Linked DNA regions of Mus musculus: regions 2, 3, 4 and 5 are each linked to region 1. The links are chromatin loops, found by intact Hi-C in ENCODE. Cell type or tissue: left cerebral cortex. All regions are shown on one strand.

The links. Peaks named below come from ENCODE experiments on the same cell type or tissue, not always from the same donor. Only the 100,000 strongest peaks of a DNase experiment are listed, where the experiment ranks them.
Region 2: it touches region 1 in a loop (3-fold over the local background); 11 of 42 quality-filtered maps call a loop at or near these places.
Region 3: a loop joins it to region 1, with 2.8 times the contacts of the local background. A loop is called at or near these places in 12 of 42 quality-filtered maps.
Region 4: a loop joins it to region 1, with 3 times the contacts of the local background. A loop is called at or near these places in 21 of 42 quality-filtered maps.
Region 5: a loop joins it to region 1, with 2.5 times the contacts of the local background. A loop is called at or near these places in 7 of 42 quality-filtered maps.

What each region holds. Positions count from the first base shown.
Region 1 is chr17:65,610,709-65,615,708 of GRCm38, reverse strand. It overlaps Vapa (vesicle-associated membrane protein, associated protein A), which reads left to right and starts at 2,154. Exons shown (of 6, transcript NM_013933.3): 1 at 2,154-2,489. The coding sequence starts at 2,411. In left cerebral cortex, no CTCF peak of the experiment used is centred here; DNase peaks (open chromatin) are centred at 1,065, 1,728, 2,059 and 3,091; H3K4me3 peaks cover 3,732 bases; H3K27ac peaks cover 2,383 bases.
Region 2 is chr17:66,104,263-66,109,262 of GRCm38, reverse strand. No RefSeq gene overlaps it. Among named protein-coding and RNA genes, the nearest start is that of Washc1, 4.8 kb to the left of the region's middle. In left cerebral cortex, a CTCF peak has its summit at 2,160 (motif pointing right); DNase peaks (open chromatin) are centred at 2,189 and 2,455.
Region 3 is chr17:65,675,188-65,680,187 of GRCm38, reverse strand. The region is part of intron 5 of Rab31 (RAB31, member RAS oncogene family); the gene reads left to right. Among named protein-coding and RNA genes, the nearest start is that of Gm35477, 35 kb to the right of the region's middle. In left cerebral cortex, a CTCF peak has its summit at 2,200; no DNase peak of the experiment used is centred here; H3K27ac peaks cover 203 bases.
Region 4 is chr17:65,771,674-65,776,673 of GRCm38, reverse strand. It overlaps Rab31 (RAB31, member RAS oncogene family), which reads left to right and starts at 3,922. Exons shown (of 7, transcript NM_133685.2): 1 at 3,922-4,168. The coding sequence starts at 4,130. In left cerebral cortex, a CTCF peak has its summit at 2,805 (motif pointing left); DNase peaks (open chromatin) are centred at 3,581, 3,988, 4,683, 4,994 and 2 more places; H3K4me3 peaks cover 1,517 bases; H3K27ac peaks cover 1,620 bases.
Region 5 is chr17:65,702,666-65,707,665 of GRCm38, reverse strand. All of the region lies in intron 3 of Rab31 (RAB31, member RAS oncogene family), which reads left to right. Among named protein-coding and RNA genes, the nearest start is that of Gm35477, 63 kb to the right of the region's middle. In left cerebral cortex, CTCF peaks have their summits at 1,256 and 2,273; DNase peaks (open chromatin) are centred at 1,245 and 2,228; H3K27ac peaks cover 361 bases.

The DNA of each region.
Region 1 (5,000 bases):
ACTGTGGGTTCTCACTGTAGCCCTGGTTCTGAACACGTCATGTATACTTTGTTCTTTATGTGCTGTCTGGCCACATAAGGCTACTGATGCTGCCTGAAACACCTTGGCTCAGATATGAACTGCAGTGCTCTCTTATTGTACAGTTTTCTAGTCTTTGAAGAGATTATTTTTAATTACGTATACTTGTTAGGATCTGTGCATGAGTGCAAGTACTCTCCAGTGGCCAGAGGCATTGGCTGTCCCTGGAGTTGGAGTTTCAGGTAGATGTGAGCAGCCTGCTATGGGTGCTGGGAACAAAATTCAAGTCTTCTGCAAGAGCAGTATGTGCTTTTAACCGCTGAGGCAGCTTTTCTGCTCCTAGACTTCTACTCTTCAAAGACATAATGGTTTAATTAAGGAAAAAAGATAATATTTTCTTGTTATTGTTTCTTAGCACATGTTAAATTTATACATCTTGGGATTGCATTGTGTTAGAATTTTTTATTTTAAAATTGCAGTTTGAGTTACTGATTTGCACTTCATTAAAAAAATCACACGAAAATTTTGGCTGGTGATTGGGATAGAATTTCCAACTATTTTTGAAATGTTTCCAAATCTATTTTTTTGCCACTTTGCACTAGGTATTTATATAAAATGATTCTCAGCATTGGTAATTATAAAATCAAAATAGCAATCAATTACAAAAAAAGTTGACAATGTTGTGTTTAGCAATATCAAATATTCAGCCAAGAATAAATAATTTTTACGTAGAGATGAACAAGGAAATCCATCTCGTTTGCATACAAGCTTGCTTTTGTCTTAAATGGATTTTTGGTCTGCTTCTTTTCAAAATTCATTTTTTAGGTTAGGATACAAAGTAAGCATTCAAAGAAAGAAAACAAACTTTTTTTTTTAAACGACCAATGTTTGCTTTATACCACTATTATATCCTATATACCTCGAGTGGCATGAAAGTTTTTCAGGTGTCGGGGCGGCAAGTTGAAAAAGTCTAATTAGCTGTATTCTAGACTGCTCATTTCGACATTTACTTCCAAGCAATCTAGAGTGCCTTTTCGTGGCAGAAGCATGAATATGTGCTTTGTTTCGCACGGAGCTTCCTAGAGATTTAAATTCAAGCAGCACCATAGGACACAATAAAGGTTTTTACAGCACATCCATTTGTTTTGTTTGCTCTTCCCGTCCCTGGATACCCTGGCAAGGGGCTGAATATCTGTCAGCAACTTGCTTGGCATTTTTTTTTTTTTTTCTCATTTGGTACAGGCTCTCCTAAGTGATACAGATAAAATTCGTCCCTAGCACGAGAATGTGGCAAACAGATTTGGGTATGAGTTTGAAGTGAACCACACTGTAGATACAGCACGTGAACTCCACGCTGTAGGAACAGAGATTTCGTTTCTACCCTTGTAGAGAAACTGTGCCTGGCACAGATTTCCCCTGGAACTCGTTCGCTTGTGAGCGAGATGTGTTTCCTTTGGCTGGGCAGGAGGGAGATGGGGAGGAGGCAGTCTTGGAACAGCAGGCAGAACGGAGCGCACGTTCGCTGAGGGCGGAAGGAATCCCCAGCAGACCAGAGGGACACGCCCTGCCGCTCTCCCAAAGGGCGGTCTCTCCTGGGATGCCTGGCTTCCAGGCAGCCTGCAAAAACCCTTCTCTTTTCCAGGGCAGACAAGACGCCCTCGGCGAGCCAAAAGCCGCGTCAGCGGCCCCACCCACTCGCCTCCAACGGACCCAGGTCGCCTTCCCGGTTCCCAGCAGCCACCGCGGAGGCGCCGCCCGCACAGGGCATGCTGGGAGTCGAGGTACCCGGCGCTTCATGACTCTCTTCCGTTCGGAATTCCACTTGGAACGCCGTGAGGTAGCGTCGTAGTCGGCGCTCCAGCCCCGCACTCGCAGCTCCAGGGCCCCAAGAACGACACCCCCTTCCCGGGGCGCCGTGCACCGCGTCTCCCCGCAAAGAGCCCCGCTCCGCCCCCCCGACCCTGCTCTACGGAGATTGACAGCGGCGCGGCGCCCGGAGCTGCGGCCAAGTCGGAGGTGCGCAGGCGCACTAGCTCAGCGTTGACCCCTCCCACCCCCCAGTTAGGCCCGGAGGGCGGGGCCAGCACGAGGGCTCCAGGCCGCGGGGGCGCGCACGTAGGCACGTAGGGCCCGTCACGTGGGGCGCCGAGGATCGCAGTGCGCGTGGCCGCGGCGGCTGGTGTGGGGTTGAGTCAGTTGTGACACCCGGAGCTGCTGAGCGGACAGGCTGCCCTCGGGACCCCCGCGGCCCGGCAGCAGGCGCGGAGCTTCGGGAATCGTGAGCCTGGCCCCGTCCTAGAGCTCCGCGGAGCCGGCGCCGCCACCGTCCCCTCGCCCCCGCCAGCGAACCGCCGCCGCGGGCGCGCCCCCGCTCTGCGCTGCGCTGTCTCCTATGGCGTCCGCCTCCGGGGCCATGGCGAAGCACGAGCAGATCCTGGTCCTCGACCCTCCTTCAGACCTCAAATTCAAAGGTAGGCTGGCTGGGACGCTCCGGAGCGGAGCTGAGGCTGGGGCTGGGGCTGGCGGGCGGCGGCGGGGTGGCCGGGCCGTGCTCCCCTCCCCCACGCCCCGGCCGAGCGTCGGAGCCGCGGCCCCGCTGCGTCCCTCGGCCCCGCGCCTCGCCGTCCGCCGCTGCCGGGCCGGGCCGGGCCGGGCTGGGCTGCGCTGCGGAGGGGAGGGGAGGGAGCCGCCGGGCGCCGCGGAGGGCTCCGCCGCCATCTTGCGGCCCCGCGGGGGCGCCGTGGGAGCCCGCCCGCGCCTTGCCCGCCGGCCCGCATGGCGTCCTTGCCCCAGGGGCGGCCGCGGCGCGGCGCGGTGCGGTCGGGCGGTGCGGGAGGGCGACTGGGAGCCGGAGCTCCCTAGTCGGCGGGCGCCAGTGGGCGCCGTTCGGCGGCTTTGGGCAGGCGCGGTCCGCCGCGGGCGAGGAGGCGTTCACGGTCGCGGCCTCGCCCGGAGTCTTTCCCGGTCAGGTGCGGGACTCTGGCTGAGCCGGGAGACCAGGCAGCAGAGTCTCTGGCTGGGACTGACCCCGCGTGTTGGCACGGCCCCCAGGCGCGCGGCAGAAAGCTGTGCGTCAGCTGGGGCATGCATGGTCAGAGGTTAATGGTAGTGGGTCCCTTGTGTCAGCTCGGATTGTCCCTAGGTACGGAGGACCCAGTCCTTGAGTGCACACTGTCTTTACTGAAGAATTCTTTCAGCGTTTGTGACCCGCTTACGCTTGCGGTTTCCCTGCGTATCCCGAGAAAGCTGCTAAGGTGCCACACAGCTCTGGAACTGTTGACTTTGGAGCATTGACTGTGATAGACAGTGGCTTGGTGATTCTTGTTCAGATCCAAGGCGGTTTGCCTTCTCAGTGTGTAGGAAACGAAACGTTACACAGAACAATTTACTTTATTTTAAGGAGAACCAAAAGAATGGAGCTAAAGAGAAAACGTGATCCTTCCTATCTTTAAATGTAAAGTGCCCCCCTCCCCCCCCCCCGAAAGTTAATACCTTGCGTTTTAATTTCAGGAACTGATGAAAACAATTTTCCTTAGGCGCACATCGATTCCAGTACTAAGAGAAAAAGTAAACCCATTAATAGTAGTGTAAGAGTTAGTCCAAATGAAAATAGCTGAATTGTCCTTGTGGGAACAATTTAAAATAGTTCCAGACACTTAAAGATTTTATATCTTAAATAGTTTTAGGGCTTATAAACATTGGGTATTCTGCTAGTCACATGCCCTGCAGGTGTTTCAGTACATTCACAAGTTTCTCTTTACTAGACAAGAACTTGATTGTGATTTTAAGGCAGCTCTAATATCTTTGGAATTGGGTCGTGAACCACACTTATAATCCCGGCATTCTGGAAGTCCAGAAACCATCCAAAGTTTGAAATCAACCCGGGCTACAAGGGAGACACTAGACAGTGTCTCAGAACCTCGGGTAGTGTGTATTTTCCTGCAGCAAATTTCTGTATTGCCTGATTGGTTTTTTTTGGGGGGGGGAGGGGGGGAGGGAGTGGGCGGGGTTTGCTGAGAAGTTCTTATAGTACTGTAGTAGCCATAGGTAATAGAAGCGATTTAATGAACATTTTTACGATATTTTGTGTGGTTTGCTTTTTCTCTTTTGACTGTAAGAGAAAATTATCTGTACCACATAGACATGTGTGAAAAGTCTTTTATGAGACAGGTTTTAAAAACGATTGGAAATACTACATTGTGCAGTATCCATATAGACCACTTATTTTTGATGTTAAATAATAACTGTGTTTATACAACAGACTATGTGTTACCAAAAAAATGATCCCAATACTACTGAAAAGGGCAGGTAAGTGGTACTTTGAGGGAGTAGCATGTCTGTGGAAGCTTTTAAGGGAAAAAGGCTCCTTTCAAGTTGCCTAGGGAAAGTTATGCAAATGGGAGTGGTTGGGTAAATCCTGAGGTGAGAAGATACATTGAGGTGAATAGACTTAAATGCCCAGTTGTTCAGAGACTTCTGGAAAGGTGGGTGAGATGGAAAGATAGGGAGGGAGAAATTCGAGAGGATTGGAGTAGGAGTTTGACATTTGGAGTTTGATGCTTTCCTCCTTAATGTTACTTTGTTAGTCAAAGATAATTTGGTACAATGGTAGCCTCTGAATTTAAATGCCCAGTTCTACACTAAGTAGGGGGATTTAGAATCCACAGTGCGCATGATCTTTTGGTTGACCATATCAATAATCACTTACCTGATCTTTACATGTGTTTAAGTGTAGGTTGTTTACACATCCCCTTTTGCAGAATTACTTGATGATCTGCTAGGTTTATTTGAATTATTTGGATTCACCATTGGTTTCTTCAGGAGTGACTCAGCCATTCTGAGATTAACAGTTTTCTTTTAATATGAATAATGACTTGATAAGTATCATTACTTTGCAGTTTTATTTCAGTCTTAGTCATAATTCTTTTATAATTGTAGAATGAATTCTAAAGCAGACCTTTTAGTGGCTTTAGTGCATAAAA
Region 2 (5,000 bases), 490 kb before region 1:
GTTCTCCGTTCTGTTTTCAAGGTGTGATGGTCTGTATATGCTCTGCCCAGGGAGTGGCACTATTAGAGGGTGTGGCCCTGTTGGATTAGGTGTGTCACTGTGGGCTTGGGCTTTAAGACTCTTATCCTCCAGCACTTGGGAGGCAGAGGCAGGCAGATTTCTGAGTTCGAGGCCAGCCTGGTCTACAAAGTGAGTTCCAGGACAGCGAGGGCTACACAGAAAAACCCTGTCTCAAAAAACCAAACCAAACCAAACCAAACCAAACCAAGACAAACAAACAAAAAGACTCTCATCCTAACTGCCTGGAAGGGAATATTCTGCCAGCAGCCTTCAGATGAAGATGTAGAACTCTCAGCTCCTCCATGCCTGCCTGGATGCGGCCATGCTCCCACCTTGACAATACTGAATTGAGTCTTTGAGCCTGTAAGCCAGCCCCAATTAAATGTTGGTTTTTATAAGAGTTGCCTTGGTCATGGTGGCTGTTCACAGCAGTAGAACCCTAACTAAGACACATGGACACAGTATTTTTACTCTTGACTTGTTTTGGCTGTTCTGCCTCACCTTTCCCACAAGGTTGGAGGGACAATCCTGCATTCAGAGCTAGCTTCTCAGGGACTTCAAACAGCATGGTCAGCTTGATCTTTGTATCACAGTTGAGGAGATATGACCAATTCAGATGATAGTTTGCAAAATTGAGTTGAGGAGCACCGCTTTAAAGGAGCCTGTGGTGGTTTGAATAAAAATGCCCCCCATAGACTCCACTTCATAGGGAGTAGCCCTACTGGGAATTGTGGCCTTGATAAAGGAAGTGTGTCTCAGTCTCCTGCTGCTGCCTGCTGTACAGATGTTGAACTCTCTGCCCCCTTTTCAGCACCACATCTGCCTACCCTGTCACCATGCTTCTCGTTTTGTAATGGTAATGAGCTAAACTTCTGAACCTGTAAGACATCCCTAGTTTAATGTTTTCTTTTATAAGAGTTGCCTTGGTGGAGGTGTCTCTTCTCAGGGTCAGCTCTACTTCGCCCCAATGTGGCTTCAGTCTGACATCAGCCGCTGTTCTGTTGAACGTGTTCTCTGCCACCAGCCACCTGCTTCCTCCTCTGTTTGTCCCTGGTGTCTCCTCTGAAAATTGGCCGTTTTTGGTCTTTATCTGCCTTTCGCTTTCCTTGAAGACTCTGACCAGCATTTTTGTTCTTCAGGCTCTCCAGAATTCTAAAGCCAAGCCCTTAGCATAAGCCTGCCTTCGAGAGTGGGGCCAACCAAGGCTTACGCAACAGCAACATCCAGCTTCAATGTACATTTTGAAGGAATGGCAGGGCTGAGGCTACAGTAGCTCAGCTCAAGGGTTCCTCCAAGAAGCCCAATCTGTTCCCCCATTAGCACCGCCAGACACCAGCACTGGTAGAAAGAGTGAGGGCATAAGCTTAGAAACTATCAGACTTCATTTGCGTCTACACTGGGAGAGTCTAGCTAAGTTACTTAATGCTTTGACCCATTTTCCTCATTTACTACGATCCATTTGATAGGGATTAAATGAGCAGCCTGCAAAGAGGGCGGCACAGGAGTGGGGTGGTGCACGGGCTCTCGGCTTTAGTCCCAGCTCTTGGGAGACAGGCAGATGGATGGATCTCTGAATTCGAGGCCAGCCTGGTCTTGTGGATTAAGTTCCACGACAGCCAGGGCTACACAGAGAAAGCCTGCGCAAACCTGGTAAAACAAGTTCAATCCCTGGAATCTATATAGAGATGGAGGGAGAGTTGGACATGATGGTTCATGACAGCCTGGTCTACATATCAAGTTTCAAGATAGCCAGGGCTACAAAGAGAAACTGTCTCAGAGAGCGAGGGAGAGGGAGAGGGAGAGGGAGAGGGAGAGGGAGAAGGGGAGGGGGAGGGAAAGAGAGAAGATGGGAGGAGAGGACAGACTTCACAAAGTTGTCCTCGGACCTGCACACGTGACTGTAGCTGTTGTGACATGCACACAGTCACAAACCTATAAAAACTGTCTTTTGACTTAATAGATCTATATCCCATCTGCTTTGGAGATGCAAATTTAGAAGGGTGTGGTATTTATTACCCTTTGGGGATAGCGAAAGACCTGGGGTTAAAATATGATACTAGATTAAAATCTCCCTGAAGTGCTGAGCTCTTCTTCTCCACCAGGAGGCGCTCCTTCTCCTTCTAGGTAGAGGCCTGAGCCAGGCCTTTCTTCCTGGCTGCTTTGTGGTATGAGAGACAGCCCTCACATTACTATCCCAGACCTGCAAGGGTTTCTGCAGTTTGCAGCCCTTCGAAATTATTATGGTGTGAAAGCAACACAAACTCACCCAAATCTATCTCAGTACAGATGACAGCCCACAAAGGCTGCGAACCCGGATCATGCAGCTGACGAAGTGCAACAGGCTGGAAGTGTCTCTCCCAAGTGTTTCAGTTGCTCTGAACGTCTTCCAGGCAGCTCAGATGGTTTCTGCTTCTTCTAGGCAGCCGGTCTTTGCAGCTTGGCTTGTGGTGATGCAGCTGTCTGTGAGTCATTTCTGCTCCTGTAAGTAACCTCATTAAAACTCATTGGTTCACCAAGTTGGACTTAGATGGTAGTCATACCTTGGTCTCGCATGTATATTAGTGTTCTGTCTGCATGTATATCTGCATGCCAGAAGAGGACGCTGGGTACATTATGATGAGTGTGAGCCACCATGTGGGTGCTGGGAATTGAACTCAGGACCTCTAGAAGAGCAGTCAGTCCTCTTAAACTCTGAGTTATCTCTCTATCCCTGGGAGTTTCTTTTTTTTCCCTTCCTTCCTTCCTTCCTTCCTTCCTTTCTTTTTTTAAAGATTAAATTATTTGTATTTTTATGTATACACATCTTTTGCCTGCATGTATGTCTGTGTATCACTTGCATACCTGATGTCTGCAGAGGCCGGAAGAGTGCATCAGATACACTGGAACTGGCATTAGAGATGGCTCTAAGCTTCTTTGTGGTACGAGGAATGTAACCCCAGCCAGTGCTCTTAATCACTGAATCTCTAGTCCCCTCATTTAAATGTACAGCAACCTTTTGCAGATAATTTCAGAATCCACCCAAACCATGAGTGGCCGTTGGGGAAACAATAAAGAACCACTCTCCTTTGAGAAGCCACATTCAAAACCAGTACGACCTGGGTGACTCTTACACAGCCGAAGCACAAAGTACAGAACAACCTTTGCATGTCTCTGGGACACAGCTTCTCTGTGCTCTCAGAAAACACTTCCCAGGAGATTTCACCCCAGAGCTGCTGGTCTCTTCTCAATCACCGCTAACTTCTTAGCTCCAGCTAACCAGCATCCCACTAGTCCCGTCTATTTTTCACTCTTAAAACGAGAGCCACATGGCTAAAGCTGCCAAGCTCTGCTGCTTGCTGGGGCTGGAACTTGGCCTCTGTAGTAGAGTTCTCTGGAGTCACAGAACTTGCGGACAGTCTCTATACAATAAGGAAATTTGTCACGATGACTTAACAGTCTGTAGTCCAACTCCCCAGCAATGCTCAGGTGTGAATAGAAAACTCAGTAGTTGCTCAATCCCATAAGGCCAGTAGATTCCAACAGATCTGCTGGCAAGTAAATGCAAGCAGGCAGAGAAGAGCGAATCTTCTTGATTCCAATGTCTGTTGTATGTCTTCAACAGAAGGTGTGGCTCAGATTAGAGATGTGTACCACCATACCTGGATCTGGGACTTGTTTTTATGCCAAGATCCAGGTCAGAAACTTGTTTCCCTCAAGATCTGGGTCACAGGTGAGCCTTTTGACTCTGGATTGTAGTTCATTCAAGATATAGTTGACAACCAGGAATAGCCATTGCAGCCCCCTTGTATATATTACATTATCATCAGATTTCTGTTTTCCAACCCCTTCACTGCCTAAGCTTAGCTGTCCTCGAACTTGCTCTGTAAACTGACTTTGAATTCAGAGATCTGCATGCCTGTCTCGTGGGATTAAAAGTATGTACCACCACACCTGGACTTAACTTTTCTTCATCTAGAACTTGCTGTCCCAGGCAGGCTTGAACTCTGCTTGGCTTTATCTGCTGGGATTAAAGGTATCAATCACCATGCTTGGATCTAAATTTAGCTGGGTAGGATCTTGCCCCCAAATCCCTTAATCTGTTATCTCCTAGGACATAGGATTCGGTTCCATTTCACATCCTGGTGCCCCTTTAATACTCAAACTATATATTTTGTATTTTTCCTTTCTAAGCTTGTTATGCTTATTCAAAACACTCTTCATGAGACTCAATCAAAGTACAACGTCTATGATGGGCATTTCTGAGACTTCCTTTGTCAGTGCAAGTAATCTGAGTCTCTTCACCTTAACCTCAGGCAGACTCTTCAGACAAGGGCAAAAAAGCAGCCATGTTCTTCACCCAAATACTACAAAAACAGTCTCTAGGCCACAGACTGAAGTTCTTCTCCACTGAAACCTCTTGGACCGGGTCTGCACAGTCAAATCACTCACAGGAACAAAGTCTTCCATATTCCTACTAGGATGGCCCATTAAGCCTCACTTAAAACATTCCATGGCTTTCCAAATCCAAAGTCCCCAAATCCACATTCTTTCAAACAAAACAGTCAAGCCTATCACAGCAATACCCCAGTCCCTGGTACCAACTTCTGTCTTGGTTAGGGTTTTACTGCTGTGAACAGACACCATGACCAAGTCAACTCTTATAAGGACTACATTTAATTGAGGCTGCCTTACAGGTTCAGAGGTTCAGTCCAGTATCATCAAGGTGGGAGCATGGCAGCATCCAGGCAGGCATGGTGCAGAAGCTGAGAGTACTATGTCTTTATCTGAAGGCTGTTAGCAGAAGACTGGCTTCCAGGCAGCTAGGGCCTTAAAGCCCACGCCCACAGTGACACACCTACTCCAAAAAAGCCACACCTTCTATAGTGCCAATCCCTAGGCCGAGCATATGCAAACCATCACAATGATACAGACATGATTATCATAGTCCCGCAAGAGACTGG
Region 3 (5,000 bases), 64 kb before region 1:
GTGTGCTTAAGGGAGGACATGGCTACAAAGCATGAGCTGTTGAGTCACCCCCGTCACACAGCCTTCTTCTCCAGCTCCAGCTGCTTCTCTGCTGTCCTAACTTTAACGAGAGCCACACTTTGTGCTCCTTATGCCCTCAACAGCTGTGTTTAGTGTCTGTACTTCTCAGCAAACAGTTGTTTGGAGTTTGCCCACTTCTGAGTTTTGCGTGAATGGAATAGTGTTGTGTCGTGTGATGACTGGTTTCCAGTTCAACATCACCTTGTAGGAATCGCCCAGTGAATGAATACACGCATGCCTGCTGCTGTCTGGTGTGTGAACGTGGATCTGTTTTACGTGCTGATGGGCACTTGGGTCCTCCCTGATGTGGGTTGTTTTGAACGTCAGTTGAATAGCCTCATTCACGTCTCACAGTGCTAGGCTTAAGCATGTCTCTAGGCTGCAGAATGTGACAGCTTAATTGTTGGCTCATAAGATGTGTGCATGCTCAGTTTTACGAGGTGATGCTAGTGTTTTCCAGGGTGAACCCCAGCAGCATGTGTGAGTGCTCGTCCTCTCATTATGACTGGGTCTTGTGAGGCTTCAAGGTGCGCAGAGATATCTGAGAGTAACTTCAACTTAACACTTCCTTCGTTACCACCGAGTGGGCAACCTTTCATGTGTCTGCTGGCCACTAAAGTCTGCTCTTGTGTGAAATGTCTCTTCATTACCAGTTTTCTTATTTAGTGGTTAATTTCAATCAAATTAAGATTTTTAGTCAACTAAGCTGGACCCTTGGCTCTCTCAGAGTCTGAACCCCCAACCAAAGAACATAAACAGGCTGGACCTAGGCCTCCCTGCACATATTTAGCAGATGTGCAGCTTGGTCTTCATGGGGGTCCTAAAGAACTGGAGTGGAGGCTATCCCAAAAGCTGTTGCCTGTACGTGGGTTATGTTCCTCTAACTGGGCTGCCTTATCTGCCTAAGTGGGAGAGGGCCTACCCATCCTCGAAGAGACATGAAGTGCCAGGGTGGGGGGATAACCATTGGGAGGGGGGTTCCTACCCCATACAGAGGAGAAGGGGAGGGGGGGATGTGAGAAGGATTGTGGGAGAGGGTGACCAGGAGGGGGACAGTCACACGAATGTCACATGAATAAATAAAGAAAAATAAAACTAAACTTAAAAAAAAGATTATGATTTAAAAAATACATAATTGCAATGCTGTTCCTTTGTTTCTAGTGTATGTTTAAATAGCTTCTTCAAGGGGATGGGGGAGGTGGCTCAGCTGGTAACCTGCCCACTGTACAGGTACAGGGACCTGAGTTCAAATCCCTAGCCCCCAGGTTAAAAATTAAAGGCCAGCTAGGCATGGCTGCAACCTAATGGAACATTACTGCTGAGGGTTGGGGGAAAAGGAGATGAGACAAAAGGAAACCCAGACAAACTGGCCAAAGGGCAAGCACTCGGTTCAGTGAAAGACCTTGTATCAAATGATTAGGTGGCACAGAATGGAGGACGATGTCGGACATCAACCCCTGATGTACACATGCACACAGGCACACGCATGCCTCTCAGGTACACAGTCTCCTTCGGGGTTAGGTCATATCTCTCCATTTCACCCTGTTGCTTTGTCATCCTACCTTATGGTTTATGGAGGATTATCATCAATTTTTTTCCCATTATAGATTTTCCTTTGGGGGTTTCTTATTAGAAACCTTCCTAGAACCCTAAGCTTGGTGATGTGGCCCTCTCTGTTAGCTATCCTTCATAGACACTATTTTGTAGTTATCTGTCTTTATGTCACATGCTGTTGCTTATTTCTTTATACCCTCTGTTTCCCACACCCCTGTAGCTGACAGGTTATAGTGCCATTATTGGTTGTACAGCACATCCTGTCCCCCACTGACATGCAACCCTGTCTCAGGCTGATATCACATGTAGTATATATACAGATTTGTTTTCTAGGTTGATATTCTTCTCCATCCTTGTCCATCCTCAGACCAGCACTGACTGACCTAATTCATACAGCTTAAGTGACGTGGACTTGCGATGTGCTCTGTAATCTTTAACCAGTACTTTTGGTCCCAGAGAAGTTGTAACATTCTGGCTAAGAATCTAAAATGGTCTGGTGGACTAGGCTTCTTTTATACTCTGTTAGAAAGCAATACTTTGTTTTTGGGGGTTTTGTTTGTTTGTTTGTTTTGTTTTTTTCTCAAGCTATTCCAGTTTCAGCCACTAGGAGTCCTTCCCTGTTGGTTCTTGTGTCTTGGTGGATACCTTGTACAGTAAGTTGCTTGTCTTATATGTGTTTTTCTCCAAAAAGCCCTGATTTCTTATATTAAAAAATGGGATTAAACCCCACAAACTGGAATTCATGTGTGCTTAGTGCTGTGGGGTATCATTGCTTTTCAGCCCTTTCAACGAACAAGGCTAGGAAATACATCAGTGCCTGCTAACTGAAGATAAAAAAACTTCGTGTTGATGCCCCTGACTCTGATTTAGAATCAGGCTTCATTCTGGCCTTGAAGTGGAAAGAATGTTTCAAAACTGCTGTGCTATTGAGCAGAGTCCCCAGCTTTTGTTTCAAAGACTTTGTTTCCTCCTACTGCCACCTGGGAGTTTCAGAGTTTATAATGTAACTTCTGCTGGGAGCTAAAATGTCCTTAGTGATAAGTTCTTTTGTGTCCTTAGTGATAAGTTCATTTTTTTCTTTTTATAAGATTTGTTTATTTTAATTGTGTGATGTTTTACCCATATGTATGTATGTATGTATGTATGTATATGTATGTATGTATGTATGTATGTATGTGTACCACATCAGTGTCTTTGCCCATGAAGTCAGAAGACGACATCAGATTCCCTGGAACTGAAGTTACTAATGGTTGGTGAGCCACCACGTGGGTGCCGGGAACTGAACCCAGATCCTTTCCACGAGCCTGAAGTGTTCTTAGCCACTGAGATATCTCTCTAGACCCTCCAGGATAAAATCTTGATGGCAGGTTTGTTTTTTATTTTAACTTGCATTTTCTCTGTCTACTTCTCATCTGGTCAGCAGGCTAAAAACAAAATATTAATATATAACATTATATATTAATATACAACATAATTACTATATAAAATTAATATATTAATAATATACAATATGCTAATCATATATAATACAAGGTGGTATGTGTGTGTGATGTGGGTTCAGATATTGCTCTGTTCCTGCCCATATGAGTCTCACCCTGAACCCAGAACTCCCCATTTTGGCCATGTTAGCTGACTGGCAAACCCCAGTAATCTACCTGTCTCTCTGTGTCCACCCTCGAGAGTTGGAGTTTCAGGCGCACCCCACAAGTGCTTTTATGTAAACAATGGTTCCACGGACTCAAGTTCTCATACTCAGACAGCAAGCGCAGGCACTGTGGCCACTGAGCTATCTTCCCAGTCCTTGAAAACACATTCATCCTCCTCATCTCAGCCTACGCTGGATGCTCACTGTGCAATAGACACAGTTATCAGTAGGTGTGCTAGTCTTCATAACCGCGCACACACAAAAGGCTCCATGTGATGAGATGAAACGCAGCCTGGGGAAGGAGCTCACCCCAGGCCCTGAGCTGGCAGGGCAGGGGACATAGCATATGACATGGTCTGTTCCAGACTCTGTGCCCCTGACTTTCATGTCACATAGTCTAAGAAAGGCAAACCAGACCCAGGGTGAGGAATGATATCCAAGCTACTGAGAGCGGGGGTTGGTTTGATTAACTCAAGACTCCGGTCTTCACACTTCTCCCTGGTAGTTCTCCAGCCTCTTCAGGACCAGCCGGAATTGGTTTGAGAAAGGAATGACTAAGTCTCTTAAGAGAGCCCTTTTTTTTTTCAGTCTTTCTTCTATTCCAAATTCTAATATTCTTCATGAGAAACCATTCATTTAAGTCTGTGGCCAAGAACCTGACACTGCCTGCTTGAATTTGACACCAGGGATTTGGCCCCAGGTGAACAGCCTTTCCTGTCAATGTTATTAAGCAGGGCAGACCTCCTGGGAACAGGAATTCTCCCCAGGGAACCCATGTGAATGGCTATAACCGGAAAGGTTTACTAAGATCAGTGTAACTGTCCAATTAGCTGTTTACATTGAAGGTGGCAATTATTCTCCCTTTTTCAAAAAGAAGTTGGTTTGAGTTTTAGTTCCTCCTTCAGGTAAATCGATCTGAGTGTCCGTAAGAGCTGAGGGTTCTACTACTTTTAGCATTGTCAAAGTGGCTTTGCATGTGTGTTACAGAACACTTATTTATTTATTTATTCATTTAATTTATTTAATGTATACGAGTACACTGTAGCTGTCTTCAGACACAGCAGAAGAGGGCATCTGATCCCATCACAGATGGCCATGAGCCACCGCGTGGTTGCTGGGGATTGAACTCAGGACCTCTGGAAGAGCAGTCAGTGCTCTTAACCACCGAGCCATCTTGCCAGCCCTACACAGACATTCCTGATCTTTGGAAAGCATCCACATTAATGGTAGTGGGTGATTAACACAGCTGGTACATCTCCTACTTGTCTGTGGAATACTGACCTCTAAGATGCTTGAATCCTATCCTCTGAAAATTCTGTTGAGTCTACCGTACCATGTTGTCATTGCTGCTGAGACAGCTTCATGCATACTTATTCAAGAGACACTGATCTAAGGATGTGAGCATTTTGCAGCACCAGGGTTCTTAGCACAGACCCTGAGAAGTTGGGTCAAATGAAGGATGCAGAACTAAGATGGGAAGGAAGTGGAGGCAGACGGGCAATCACCCCTCACTTCTTGAGTGCTGTTTGGTGCCTGGGCCTGTTCACCTCCTCTGGGTACCTTTCCTGGGCCTCAGCAAGCACTTCTCCCTAAAACCAATGGTTGTAATGCTGCACTTCATGGTGGTTATAGAGGACCAGTCAGCGGAGGACAGATCTCCCGCAGACGCAGACCCCTCAGGAGGACTCACTGTTCTAGTTGAGACCCCCTGATGTTGAGAAGACCCGTGGGTACCTGACTA
Region 4 (5,000 bases), 160 kb before region 1:
TTTTTTAATCCCTGCTTAAATTATATCAGAACTTTTTCAGATCTGTGCTGTGTTAGGAGAGTTTTATTGTGATGATGCTTGTAGACAGTGGAACTTTAAGGGGTAGGGTCTGGTGGGAAGTTCTTAGATTATTGGAAGACTGACTTACAAGGGGGTAAAGGCCTCTGTTGTGGATAGCCTTGGGGCTAATTACATTTGATATTAATTCCTTTCTCCAGTGAGTGGCTGTGAACTAGGAATGAGTCAGCACTCATTTCAGCACTGATTTCCTGTAAACCTGCTACCCATCTTAATTTGTAAAATAAAGGAGAGCTGATAAAAGGGAGTGTGGAGAGGAAGGTGGGGAGAGAAGAAGGAGAAAAATGGAAGAGGGAGAGGACGCAGAGGAGGAGGAGGAAGAAGAAAAGCAGAGCAGAAGCACATGGCCTGGAGAAACCCCAAGTTCTAAGGGGTCTCATAGATGTGGAAGATGATAGTGTAGTGGTAGATCTGCCCAATCTAGGCGCACAGCATGTCTTCATATTAATGGAGTCATGTTTTCATTGCCGGGGCATATTTGGGTGTAGATTTACCACAGCAGGCATCCCTCCTAGGTCCTCTGAGAGCAGTCACTCTTTGTCTTTCTTCAGTCTTGCTTCAGTGGGTTATTGTAGGAATGAAACTGACCACTGAGTTGCCTGTTGGCTTTTTGAGCTAAGAGCTGTTCGCACAAGCACTCTTGCCCTAGCAAGGTGCTGGAAGAGACAGTCAGTCGGGTCTGGGCCTAAACTGTCCACTTTGAACTTTCAGCTGCTTTGTTTTGTTCTCCCAAGACAGAGTTTCTCTGTGTAGTCCTGGCTGTCCTGGAACTCACTCTGTAGACCAGGCTGGTCCTCCTGCCTCCGCCTCCTGAGTAGAGATCTGGGATTAAGGATTAGTCTACTACCGCCCAGCTTGACGTTAAAGCTTTTCAATCTGCTAGCTAAACAAACTTGTTTTTACAAGGTCTGAGTGCCTCAGTGACAAAACACGAACCTGTCATAAAGTAAACAGAGCACAAAAACCTGGAAGCTACTTAGCATCTGTCATTCCTAAGACATTCCTAAACTATTTCCTCTCAGTCATCTGTCCTCCTTCTGGGTTCAACTTTACGCATGTCCTTGGCTTAATCTCAGGGATTTCTGGTTTTTTTGTTTTTTGTTTTTGGGTTTTTCTTTTTTTTTTTTTTTTTTTTTTTTGGTTTTTCGAGACAGGGTTTCTCTGTGTAGCCCTGGCTGTCCTGGAACTCACTCTGTAGACCAGGCTGGCCTCGAACTCAGAAATCCGCCTGCCTCTGCCTCCCGAGTGCTGGGATTAAAGGCGTGCGCCACCACGCCCGGTGGATCTCTGTTTTTTTACGAGGCCATATCAAAGTGTCCAGGAGGAGAACCCGGTGAGGAAGAGAATAAACCCATGAACATGTCTGGCTGACAAGACTAGTGTTGCCACACGAGGCAGAAAGCAAGACTTTACCACAAGGAAGCCAGGTGTGGTGGCACGTGCTGTCATCCCAGTACCTGAGGAGATGAGGCAAAATCTCGTGGAGAGCTTGAGGCCGGCCTCAGCTACACAGTGAGTCTGAGGTCAGCCTGGGCTCCTCAAGATTCTGTCTCCCAAACAAACAGCAGCAGCCACAAGCAAGCAAGCAAACAAACAAACAAACAAACAAATTTCAAGCCATACTCCCCACCCGCAAGAAACTTGACTACAGTGAGTTAGGAAAGAGGATGTTTTTAGTGGGTTCATGAGTTGAGAAGACCAACAGGTTGGAATAATTCTCAATGAGGCCCCCCAGCTTGGGCAGGGGACCTGTTAGGGGAGTCTAAAAACCACATCTTAGTGCATCTTAGACACTCAGAGTAGTGGAGAAGAGAAGGAGAGAAGTGCTGGAAAGATGAAGGGGACAGGTGGTCATTTTGTCTGTGCTTGTCCTTCTGGGCAGAGTCCACGCTCGTCAGCATGCCCTGCAGTTCCATGAGTCACCCTCAGTCCACAGGAAGTAATAAAAGGAAAACATACCTCAGCTTTACAAGGGGCACCCTTGAGTACAGAGGGTCAGATCCTACTTGTTACGGAGCCCGTAGGTACCAGGGAAGGCAGGAAGAGGTTTGGCCAAGGTGTCTGCAACTGTGTCTAACAGTTGTCAGCTAAGCAAACCCGAGCATAGAGGCGGTATTGTGTGGGGACTAGGCAATGTCGGGTAGCCTGTCTTCAGTCTGCCCACACAGAGCTGGCTGTCCTTGGATGCTGAATCAAGGAGAGATACTGACACAAAAGAGATCTTGAATAAGACCTGTGTCCACATGACTACTTTTTGATCAATTCAGTCTGGACAAGCAGACTTCTATGAACCTGTACTTTGACACAAAGTTCCTGTTACTCTGGGTAATTTAATTGATTGCAAGTTTGTTCTGGGACCTGTTTTGACTCCAGAGTTCTAGAGTTCCTTCTGTGGACCTTGCTTTGGAATTTCCCACCCTGAGAGGCCACTTTGGGCCTGAGTAGCTTCTATCTGGCCTGCCAGATAACCACAGGGGGAAAAAATGGCAGGAGCCATTGATCAGATGGGACAAGTTATGAGAGAGGCCAGAGAACTGAGGCTGCAGAATGCTTTGTCAAAACTTGCTTTGGGTGCCTGGAGACATGGCTCTGCAGTTAAGAGCACTGGCTGATTTTCCAGAGATGCTGAGTTCAGAGCCCAGGTCCCGTACTCCAACCTCCCACATGGCAGCTCACAAATGTAGCTCACCAATGCCCTCTTCTGATGTGCAGATGTACATGCAGACCAGACGTCCATATACTTCAAACCTTTAAACACTTCTTAAAACTGGCTTTCAGGCAGGAGAGATGGCTCAGCGGTGAAGAGCACCGATTGCTCTTCTGAAGGTCCTGAGTTCAAATCCCAGCAACCACATGTGAGCACATGGTGGCTCACAACCACCTGTAATGAGATCTGATGCCCTCTTCTGGTGAGAACTCCAGACTCAGCATACTGATAAGAACACCTGCCTGGCAAGAAAGCCAGGTAATGAGAACTGCTCTTCACTGTTCTCATTAAAGGGCTTCTGTTTTATTTCCAGGTTGCCTGGATCAATCCTTCTAACAGTTATCAGGCATGCTGGGCAAGCACTCTCCCAACAGAGCCACGTCCAGTGTTGCTGTTTAAAACATATGCATACAATTAGTAGTACCAGTAAATTTAGATTATTCTTAAAGAGCTGTCATTTCTACACAGCAACAAATGAAGTCATCCCAGAGGCTTGGAGGAACAACGGACCATACAAAGACCAGAGGCCATGGCCCCTCTGTGTGACGCTGCACGTAGCCTCAGTTTCCTAGTAGAGGAGTTTGCAGAAGGGTTGCCAGCCCCCCAGTTGTGGCTGGGCTCCTGCCCACATAGCTGTAGCGTTTTTCTACATGGAGAAAGGGGGCTTCCTCTACAGAGTGCACCTCTCTTTTCCCAGGCCCTGGTGCTCCAGTTTTGGAAGCCAAAACACCTGACTGCTTCTCGAATCATCCTTGAGTCATCCTTTGCTGCATACAGAAAAGAATGCATGCAGAGTAAAGTGAAGTGTTGGGAGGAAGCGATTTGAAGCCTGGGTATTAGAAGGGACAAGTTAACCCTTTCCTCCCCTCATCCCGGTTTCTCGCTGATGTTTCTTGCATCTGGAGGTCAGAGTCACTTTATGGTGGGACTACCCAGAGACTTTGAAGTGCTTCCTTGGGACCACAGCCAACAGCATAAACTGTTCCAATGGCTCTTTATGACGCGACGGGTCGTGTGTCCAGGGCAAGTGGTGCCCGACCGGGCTCAGAGCTGATCACGGAAGGGGATGATTTGCCCACAAGTCAGATGTTGGGTGGTCACTGGAGGCCGAAGCGGACCGGGGCCCGGGCGGAGCCGAAGCCCGGCGGCCAGGCTAGACTAGACGTGACGGGAGGAGCCGGCCGGCAGCACGTGACCGACAGCGGAGGCCGAGGCCCAGAAATAGCCGCCTTGGCGGTTCCGCCCCGCGGCCGGCGAGAGTCCTGGGAGACAGCAGGACGCAGGCTGGGCGCGGTGTGGCCCGGACGATGCTGCTGAGCCCCGGCCGGGCCCGACCCAGAGCACATGATGGCGATACGGGAGCTCAAAGTGTGTCTTCTCGGGGTAAGTCCTGGAGCCATCCTACGGGGGATCCCGGCTTCTGTGCGCCATTGTCTCTGCGCTGCCCGCCTCCCGTGCGCTTCCCCATGTCCCGCGCGCTCCATCCCGCGCCCGGCACCAGCCGCCTCCGCCCGCCACCAGATTCTCCCGAGCGCCCCGGATCGCTGCATCTGCGGCCGGGTATCTGGCAACCTTGGGGCTCGCCAGGCTGCGGGTCGGGCAGGGCGGGGTGGAGGGGTGGGAGGTGGGGGGGATTGTTGAGGACCAGAGGACAGCGGGTCATGCAGCCCCTGGGCCCCTAGGACTCTTGCCTCTGCCACTGGTGGCTCCCTCCCGGAGGAGTGTTTAAGTTAGGTTTTCCTCTGCCTCCTGCGGGGGTAGGTAGGGAGTAGTGATGGCAATTTCTTTATTCTCTCCGAAAACAAACCAACAAACCAATCCTTCCAAGCAAGGGAGGGAGTACCGGGGTTTTGGCCCGACTGCGAAGTATTAAGAGCAAACTCTGTATGAACTGTGTGTTCAGCACACTTTCCGTGCAGTGGATGAAAATGAAGCAGGATGAGAAACACCCGCCCCCAACACCCTTCCTCTTCCAAAACGAGTCTTAGTCCCAAGAAATATAAAAGCAGTCAGAAACAAAGAAAGAAACAACATCCAAACTCCGAGACTGGAGGGCCAGACTGACAAACTCCGGCACACTGCGCTGTCCCTTGAAATCTGCCCCCCCCCAGGGATTCAGTGTTTGGGGGTCATTTCCTTGGGGCTACCCACAACAAATTCCCGAAGTCTTCCCAAATAAGAGCTAATGTTATAAGCCATGTTCTCTGCAGTCTTC
Region 5 (5,000 bases), 92 kb before region 1:
GCTTGGTTTGCATTTGCCTTGCAGTGCCTCTGTCCTTCGGTGACTTTAAAAGATGGCTTTGGAGGGCACCTCCCTCTTGCCTGGCACTTGCTAACTACTGATCTGCTTCCTTGACTTTCAACCTCAGGGTTGAAAGGCTATGGTCCTGGTGGTCTGTCTGTTTGTGAGTCAGGATTTTCTTTTTATCTTGCACCTTTTAATACTGTCTCTTTCTCCTGTAGTCTGGGCCTTTCCGCTGTGACGTGTCACAGAAGGTTCTTCTCGGGCCACGTCCACTTGAAGTTCTAGATGCTTCTTGTTCTGGAGTAAGATTACCGCTCCAGATTTGGGTAGTTCTGCTACGGTTTCATGGCTGAGCTTTCGATACATTCATTTTTTAGTACTTGACTGCACTCTCTTTCTGAAGCAAACTTAGGAAAAGATTTTTACTATAGATTTAAGTATGGGTACGTATGGGTATTAAGAGAGGTCATAGAAACATGTACGAGAAAGCTGGTGTGTAGTACATGCCCAAGAAAGGCTGTGGGTCTCGCCTGTTCCCCCACCGATGTCTCCCTGAAATGTACTCTCAAACTTGTCGTCTACATCTGATATTCCCTCTAGGGTTTGATCTCGTGGACGGTGGGGACTGGCCATGGGCCATGTTTTTCTACTGATTGAGGTTTTTCATTTTTAACCTCCCCCTTATCCTCTCTCTCTCTCTCTCTCTCTCTCTCTCTCTCTCTCTCTCTCTCTCTCTCTCTCCCTCTCTCTCTCTCTCTCTCTCTCTGTTTTCTTCTTTGGTGTTGAATTTCTCATCTGGGTTACCTACTTTCTCACCTGAATTTCTATCCAGATCTTGAATTGATTTTTCTAATCCATTGATCTCCTTGTATCCTTGTTGAAGTCAGTTTTATAAGTAGAGTTTTGAATTCTTTGTCGTTTCATCCATTTCATGATTTTTTTTTTAATATGGCATAGAATTCAGGATCTTTGGGAATACTGTCTGACCTTGATTTTGTTGTTGTTTCTTGTGGTTTTTCTATCACAGTTTGGGTAACTGTGGGCTACAATGGATAATAAATAGCTCTTTTGAGTTTTATTTTGGGGTCATCCTAGATCATCTCTCTGAGAATGCTATTATTCCAGGACTGCTGGGAAAGAAACTGCTATTCCAGCAACAAACAAGGTGCGATCTGCCAGGAGAGTCTGTCCAAGCCAGCAAGTACCAGGCCTTTTCAGGGCCTTCTCTTTCTCTGTGTACCAGGAGCCTCTGCTGGCCATACTTCGCTTTGCAGCCTGTGGGTGAGGCAGGTCCTCCCAGACTTCAGAGATTTCCGGTTGGTACCCCTAGGCTGGCTAATGTCTCAAGTATGTTGTGTAGTGGGGAACGCAAGCAGATCCACTGAGGACTGTACTGTAGGGTCAGGTTTTGTGCTCCCCCAGTGCAGCTGCAGTCACCCCGCAGAGAAGATTGAGCTATGAAGTCCAAACACTCTCCTGGAACTTGAGTTCTTACGTCACCAGTAGCGAGCCCCCAAACAGATAGCTAGCTCCCAGAGTTTGGAATGTCCACTGGCATTAGGCTCAGCACGATCATTCTCTGCAGTTATCCCTCAGGTGAGTCTGGCCCCAGCAACCAAGGGTCAGGACTGCTGACCACAGTGCCCTTCATTGCTGAATTCCTCAAGATATCTGCATTGGACCTTCTTCTCTGCAACCACCTTCCATGGCTGACTACTAGCCAAGTGCCGCAGCAGGTTGTAGGTTTCTATTCTGTGATGGTTCTACTCTCTCAGGCTCTGGGATTACCTTGGTCTGAAACAACAGGTTTCTTCCGGTATGACTCAGGCACAGAGTGGCAAAATGGTCCTTGTCCTACTTTGTTTTCTGAACTGAGACATCGCAGCAGAAACTCAGGCAGTAACTGAAGCAAGAACCATGCTGACTGGCTTGCTGTCTGGCCCACCCTCAGCGAGTTTACTTATGTAGTAGCCCAGACCCACCCGCCTAGGGGATGGTGCTACCCACAGTGAGCTGAGCCTTCCCCCGTCAATCACTGGCCTGATTGGTGCAACCCCTCAGCTGAGGTTCCCATTTCCTAGGTGTCCCTAGGTTGTGCCAAGTTGACAGGAAAACCTAAGTCTTGGGCCTCTGCTCAAATGCTGCCCTGTTACACAGGATGACTTCCTGTCTTCTCAACTTAATCCAAGACTCACAAGAACCATTTGCTTGTCTGTTTAAAGCGTTCAATGGGCTCCTTTTGGATGAGGCTTCTGTTTGTCTTCCCCTGCTGGGAAATCGGAGAATTTAACTTACACGTGCAGGGAAAAAGTAATTTCAGTGGTAACCCTATGATGATGCTCAGTATGTGTTTCCAAGGCCTTGATAGAAGAGTTGAGGTGGGGAGTGGGTTGTGGCCCCTGTGTGTGCATCTGTGACACCTGTGTGACTCCAGTGTGTGCAGCTGCTACCCTTGTGTGTGCTGCTTGTGACCACTGTGTGCGCAGCTGTGGCCCCTGTGTGTGCATCCGTGAAACCTGTGTGTGCATCGGTGTGCACATCTGTGACATTTGTATGTACATCTGTGACTTCTATCCATGTGTCTGTGACCCCTATGTGTGCATCCGTGTGGCTGGGAGCTTGTTGAAGACCTCTGGCTCCCTTCTTTACCATGAACAATTCTGGCCCATGTTAGACTGTCATCCCACTCTACGAGGGCATTTCCCAGTTTCATACTCAGGGCAGAAGGAACAGGAAGAACGAAGGAAAAGACACGTCCCACTCTCTACGATACTCTTTGCTCTTACTGTGCATTCTCTAAATGCACTGAGTGTCAGCTGCATCTGCTGGCATGGGAGGGTAATCTGGGGTGACGGCAGAAACAGAATCGTAGGGCAAAGTCCAGCTCAGGCATCCCCACAGCTTCGGCTCACTACATATCTTGATATGCCCTAAAAAACAAACAAACAAACAAACAAACAAAAAAAAACCCAAAACCCAAAAACCAAAACAAAACAAAAAAAAACCCAAAAAACCAGGCAGTAAAAAGTAGAGAAATGGCGGGAGAGGTGACGCCCAGCTATAGTCCAAGTGCTCAGGAGACTGATGCAGGATTGCCACAAGTTAGAGTCTAGCCTGGGCTACATAGTGTGAGACCTTGTCTCAGTAAACTGAACAAGGAAGTGAAGGGGAGCTGGAACGGGGAGGGAGGAAAGGCAGGAAGTGAAGGTTGGATGAATATGGCCATGTTATGAGGACCGGCTAAAGGAAAGCAGCAAGGGCTTGCAGCTGGAAGAACTGCAGTAAGAGGCGTGGGGAACGAAGCAGCCCCCTGCCGAGGTGGCCTCTTTGGCTCAGCTCCAGTCCTGCAGGACGCTTAGGAGTATTTACCACCGTCTTTGAAGAGCTCTCTCTACCTGGTCTCTCCAAGGTGACCTGAACTACAGAGCACAACAGCAAGCCCTGAGCAGTCGTCCTGTTTGGGCCTGATCTGGCCTGCTGTGCTTGACTCTTGTCGGAACCAAGGCTACTGCAAGGTCAGAACAGTGTTGTCTTGGCGCTGTTAGCCTTGAAGATGGATGTGGTGTCCCGGTCAGGTCATCAAGACTATCTAGTCCTTAGTGATGAGGATGCCTGATGTCTCCTGTGAACAAATCCTCCTGAAAAGATGCTGTGTCTGCCGAGACTGATGGCCTGATGAGGGTTCCAGCTGTTCTATGGGGAGGTTGGAATGTAGCAAGTCCAGACACTGCTTGCCTTATTTTCGACTAGTTCAAACCTCAGAATAGCTATTCCCTGACCAACTCTGTGTCAGAGCAAACACCCTGTGACTAATAACCTCTTGGAACCTAGCCACTTAACAGACAACTAGCTTCTGCCAGCCCCAAAGCTCATATAATGTCTTGGGTCTATAGATAGAAGCTTCTCTTATCTCTTGCCTGACTCTCTGATGTACCCGCCAACATATTTTAAACTTGTCTTGATTTATGACTTTGTTCTGTAAAATTATTAAAAAAAAAAAAAAAACTAAACAAAACTGCTTCCAAATTGCAAGTGGGATTTGGAGTGATCGAAATCTGTGGTCCTCAGCCTGTGGTCACTCAACCTGGCTGCAGAAGAAACTCTCATTCCCTTTAAGATGAGAGCCCTGGTTTTTGTTTTGCTTCAACACTACCGAGTCAAGTGTGAGTTTGACCCAAAGTAAAGGAGGCAGATACAAAACAAAGGCAGAGTGTCAGGCCTTTCACCCAGTCCTTGTGGGCTCAAGTGTGGAATCAGCCTTTTTAGCAAAAACGGGTTTGAGGCAACTATTATCACGAGGTATCATTTTGGACTTTTAGGAAATTCCTAGGCTAAATTGAGGCTCATGACCTTACGAAGCATGCACCCCTTCAACAGAACACATGTTTATCCGTGTATGATATCCCAGCTCATGGAAGATTCTAGTTCTTTGTACCTTCTTCTCCTTCTCCTCCTCCTTCTCTTCTTCATCTTCCTTCTCCTTCTCTTCTTCCTCCTCGTTATTTATTATGATTATCATCATCATCATTATTATTATATCTGAGAACTGAACCTGGGGCCCCCTGAGGCTGCTAAGAACAAGCACTCTACCACTGAGCGATACCACCTACACTGTCTTATAAAAACACTCGTCTTGGCACTATAGACGGCTCAGCAGATTAGAGCACTGGCTGCTCTTCCAGAGGATCTGGGTTTGGCTCCCAGCACCTCTTTGGCAGCTCACCATTGTTTATAACTCCAGTTCCAGGGAATCGACACCGTCTTCCGAGGTCTTTGGTGCACTCTTTGGTACAGGTAGACATGCTATCCTGCAACCCACTATGTAGACAAGGCTAGCCTCACACTCTCAGAGATCTGCCTGCCTCTGCCTCCTGAATGCTAGGATTAGAGCCCCCACATCTGAAGAAGCACTTTTGGATTTAATGACATATTTATTAAAAAGGAAACTATTAAGAAAGACGTTTCTTGTTATTGCATAGGTTATGTATCATTTAAAA